Linked DNA regions of Homo sapiens: region 1 is linked to region 2. A link is a loop called in an ENCODE intact Hi-C map of the cell type or tissue named here. Cell type or tissue: K562. All regions are shown on one strand.

The links. A loop is a pair of places that touch in the nucleus more often than their neighbours do. Peaks named below come from ENCODE experiments on the same cell type or tissue, not always from the same donor. Only the 100,000 strongest peaks of a DNase experiment are listed, where the experiment ranks them.
Region 1: it touches region 2 in a loop (5-fold over the local background); 1 of 110 quality-filtered maps calls a loop at or near these places.

The regions. Positions count from the first base shown.
Region 1 is chr6:15,627,910-15,630,409 of GRCh38, forward strand. All of the region lies in intron 4 of DTNBP1 (dystrobrevin binding protein 1), which reads right to left. Among named protein-coding and RNA genes, the nearest start is that of DTNBP1, 34 kb to the right of the region's middle. In K562, no CTCF peak of the experiment used is centred here; a DNase peak (open chromatin) is centred at 1,032.
Region 2 is chr6:15,085,622-15,088,121 of GRCh38, forward strand. No RefSeq gene overlaps it. Among named protein-coding and RNA genes, the nearest start is that of JARID2-DT, 160 kb to the right of the region's middle. In K562, a CTCF peak has its summit at 1,205; DNase peaks (open chromatin) are centred at 791, 1,110 and 1,697; H3K4me3 peaks cover 1,169 bases.

The DNA.
Region 1 (2,500 bases), 540 kb after region 2:
AATACATTTAGAATATACCATGTTTCAATTTACATTTAAACAGGAATACTTATTGCATAAAGTATATAAAGGAATTTTGAGGAAACTGGCCAATTCCAGAATTCCAGAAAAAGAGGAAATGATTTAAGTTAATGAGGAATTCAGCAGATGTAAAGGGTTCCTAATAGCAAGGTTGTGAAATTCTAGAATAGCCTAAGATAATTCTAACTTCTTTTGCTAAAGACTATAAAGAAAATGACAGACATTAGTTTCTCCCAGACAATTCTGTTTTGGTCTTAACATAGTGGGAGGGACAAGGGCCTAGAAAGACTTAGAAGGAGCAAGAAGAGGTGATCTTTTGAAAATATCAACATGAATAAGCAAGAACTGTGGAAAAAACTCCATAATCTGTACGATAAAAAATAAAGGTAACAAAACCCATTATATGACAGAAGAAAATGAATTTGAGTATTCAAAACAGACAATTTGTACATCTCAAGATTAAGGTTCTTTTTTTTTTTTTTTTTTTTTTTTGAGACGAAGTTTCGCTCTTGTTGCCCAGGCTGGAGTGCAGTGGTGCTATCTTGGCTCACTGCAACCTCCGCCTCCCAGGTTCATGCGATTCTCCTGCCTCAGACTCCCCAGTAGTTGGGACTACAGGCACCTACCACCACACCCGGCTAATTTTTTGTATTTTTAGTAGAGACAGGGTTTCACCAAGTTGGCCAGGCTGGTTTTGAACTCCTGGCCTCAAGCAATCCACCCATCTTGGCCTCCCAAAGTGTTAGGATTACAGGCATGAGCCACTGTGCCCGGCCAGGATTAAGGCTCTTTAAGAGTTAGAATCTGAATACAACTGATTCTTACTAAGTTCCACTTAATAAATTAAGAAAGAACTTTGGAGGAATGAATATATCAAAGATACAAAATTATTTGTATGTAGTACTAGATTGTTTTTGTTCGTACATTTCACTATAGTAGGAATTCTCATTTGAAATAAAGAACTAAGCTATGACACATCTCCCTGTGGTTTCTCAGCCCACGCTGGAGGGATAAACACATAATCTCTCACATTCAAGCCTCAACTGAGCTGGGAGGCCACATCAAGTTTCACGCAAACCGCATTTCTCATTATTTTTGTGTATTTAAAAATGTCTGTTGCCAACTGGTCTTTAAAAAAAATCTTTAAAAGTAGCTTAAAACATACTGAAAAAACAGCTAAAATGCAGTAAGGAAACCAAAGCTTGAAACAAGGATCTATGTTCACAAAATTCATTTATAATATTCCACAAACTTCCACTGACCACCCACTATTTGCTAAGCCCTATTTTGGATACTGAAGATGTAATGATTCCTGCCCTCTTATTGTTTATACTTCAGTGGCAGCCCTCATAAATTCTCTTAACTTCAGATTTTAAACTCTAAAAAAAAAAATTCCTATATTATGGGCTATTTTGGTTTCTAATTTGAAAACTCTAGAATAAATAATTTTAGATATTAAAAATTACATATTAACCATTTCTTACTGAAAATTAAAGTGCAATGTTTAAATATTGAAATTTAACTACAGTTTAGTTCATACCTGCAATAAAACTGAAAATTAAATTCTGAATATAGAATATAAGCATATGTAGAAAAACTATATCAGAAAACACTAAACTATCATTTAAAAGAATGGAAGGGTAAACAGATTCTCAGAAATTATCAATAATTATCAACAATTATACAATACTAAAACATTTTGAACATTTTCTAAATACCAGACCCTGTGCTAAGTAATTTACATATATTATCTCATTTAAACCACACAGCAACTCTATACACTAAGCAATATTATAACCTCCATTATACAGATTTTAAAAATTGAGGTGTAATGAAGTTAAGTTACTTCCTTAAGGACCACAGTGGACTTAGATTCCATCCCAGGGAATTTGACAGTAAGCCTATGCCCTTAATCAACCTACTAGGGATTGTGCTATAGGGGTATATAAAGGGAAGAAGAAAAGTAAAAATCTAGCAAAAGAAACGGTTCTGAAAAACTGTACTGTTACCTATTCATTTTATCATGTGTAATTTCTTAATGATTAAAAAAAGCTATCTCCGGAAGTTCAATTTTTCCACCTCGAAGTAACTCAGAATAAACCAAGATTCACCCCCAGGAAATTAAGTTTAAGGAGCAAGACAAACCCATAGTGCTTTATTCCAAAATTCTTTCTGGATATTGAGGTTAGGAGAAGGAAGAAAAAGCACACCAATGATGAAAAGGTACACCAATGATGTAGAATAGGATCTTAGTATAAAACTCAGCAGTTCAGAGTTTTAAGGAACACTTCATTTTATTTGATTTCCACACAAGTTTGATAAGCAGAATAAGTAGTGTTAAGCCATTTTATAGATGAGAAAACTAAGAGAGGCCATGTTATCTGCCCAAGGTCAACAGGTATTTGTGCAGCAAGGAGCAGAAACCAGGATTTCCAACACTACGTTCAGTTCACTTTCTGACAGTGAAACAGTCAAATTC
Region 2 (2,500 bases):
AATTGCTTGAACCAGGGAGTCAGAGGTTGCAGCAAGCCAAGATCACATCACTGCACTCCAGCCTGGCGACAGAGCAAGACTCTGTCTCAAAAAAAATAATAAAATAAAATAAAAATAAATAGCTGGGCACAGTGGCTCACGCCTGTAATCCCAGCACTTTGGGAGGCCAAGGTGGGTGGATCGCCTGAGGTCAGGAGTTCAAGACCAGTCTGACCAATATGATGTAATCCTATCTCTACTAAAAACACAAAAATCAGCCGAGTGTGGTGGCACGCACCTGTAATCCCAGCTACTTGGGACGCTGAGACAGGAGAATCACTTGAACCCGGGAGCCAGAGGTTGCATTGAGCTGAGATCGTGCCATTGCACTCCAGCCTGGGCAACAAGAGCGAAACTTCGTCTCTAAATAAATAAATAAACCAAAATTTAGCAGTTAAAAGGATGAGCTCGGAAGTCAGGCTGCCTGACTGCATTCCCAGTTCTACACTCTCTGTGTTCCTGAGTGCCTCTGAGCTTCGTTTCCTCATCTTAAGTAGGAATAGTATGTCCATAGTAGGATCGTTGTGAGAATTCAATGAGTTAATACACATAAAGTGCTTACAACACTGCCTGGGCACAAAGTAAGCTCTTAAAATTGGGCTTTTATTATATCTGGGATGGCTTTTCTGACCTGTCTCCAAACATATCACTAACCCCCATGTTCCCACATGTACCCAAAACATCCCGTGCTGCTCCTCCACCCATCCCCATGCCTCCATCTTGCCGCCAGCATCATCTTATCATACTGTGTCCTGGTTATCTACTGCTGTGTAACAGACCACCCCAAGAGTAGTGGCTTAAAACAACCATACCTTTTATTTTGCTCAAGAATCAACAGTTTGGGCAGGCTCTGTGAGAATGACTTTTCTTTGCTCTAGATGGTAACAGCCCAAGTGGCTCAAAGGCTGGGGAATGGATCTAAAGCCATATTCACTCACATGCCTGGTGCTTGATGCAGGCTATCAATTGAGACCTTAGCTGGGGCTCCTGGCCAGAACACAGACACACAGCCTCTTCGTGTATCCTGGGCTCTCTCGTGACATGATGGCTGAGCTCCAAGGGCAAATGTCCGAACAGAAAAAGAGCCAAGAACAAGCCATATCACCTTTTATGACCTGGTCTCAGAAGCCACCTGGTGTTACTTCCTCTACTATCTATTCATCAAGGAAGTCCCAAAGGTCCTCCCAAGTTCACAGTAAGAGGAAATAAACTCCAACTCTTTTTTTTTTTTCTTTTTTCAGACAGCGTCTCACTCTGTTGCCCAGGCTAGAGTATAGGGGCATGATCTCGGCTCACTGCAACCTCTACCTCCTGGGTTCAAACCATTCTCCTGCCTCTGCCTCCCGAGTAGCTGAGATTACAGGCGTCCGTCCTCATGCCCAGCTAAGTTTTGTATTTTTTTAGTAGAGATGGAGTTTCACCATGTCGTCCAGGCTGGGCTCGAACTCCTGACTTCAGGCGATCCACCAGCCTTGGCCTCCCAAAGTGCTGGGACTGCAGGCATGAGCCACTGCACCCAGCCGAACTCTTGATGAGGGAGTAGCAAGGTTCTGGCAATGTGGGACCAGAGATATTACTGTACTAACCGTGTGTTTTACTTTTTGTATCTTGATGCTTTGAGATCTGGGGCCTTGCTGACTCTGAAGGGACTACTCCTCCCAGGATTAGCCAATTCCTAGAGACAATAAACAAGCTCAAGTTCTAACTCCTTAGGATAGAATTCAAGACCCCCTCCAATTAGGCCTCAGTCTAACTTCCTACCTTCCCTCTCTCTAGCCCCTCTACAAACTGCTCCAACGGTTTAGCCAATTTCCTGTTCTCCAAAGACACCTCGCAATTACTCTTTACTGGATCTCTTGCTCACCTTTCAAAGTCCAACCTGAGCCCTGGCTCCTCCGTGTTCCTCCATGCTCCTCCGTGAAGCCATTCCCATTCATAGGGATGCATGTCCTTTCTGAATCCTGTCTCACAGCATTCATCCTCTGTACCAGTCCCTTTATTGCTTGGTTATACAACAGATCTACCTATGTTGTTAATTAGATTCTGAAGATTAAAGCTCTAAGGAACTTTAAGAGATTATTTTGTTCAACACCCTTAATTTGAGGCGAGGAAACCAGGCCTGAGCGATTACTGGCCCAAGGTCCCAGCACTCATTAATGGCAGGGGAAGGAATAGAAGCCACAAACCCATTTCTACTTTATTCTCTTTCTTTAACACCAGGTTGCCTCTATTCAGCTATTTTAAATGTGTTAGTCTTGTCCCTGGCAGAGTTTTGAAGCTATATTAGGGCAGGCAAGGACTACATCTTAAGTCGCTTGTATCCTGACAACATCCAGCAATGTCTTAGTAAATCTATGTTGAAACCATAAAAATATTTCTAGGTCTTTCCTTTACCCACTAGGAACCGAAACTTTTCTTTTTCTTTTTTTTCTTTTCTTTTTTTTTTTTGAGAGAGAGTCTC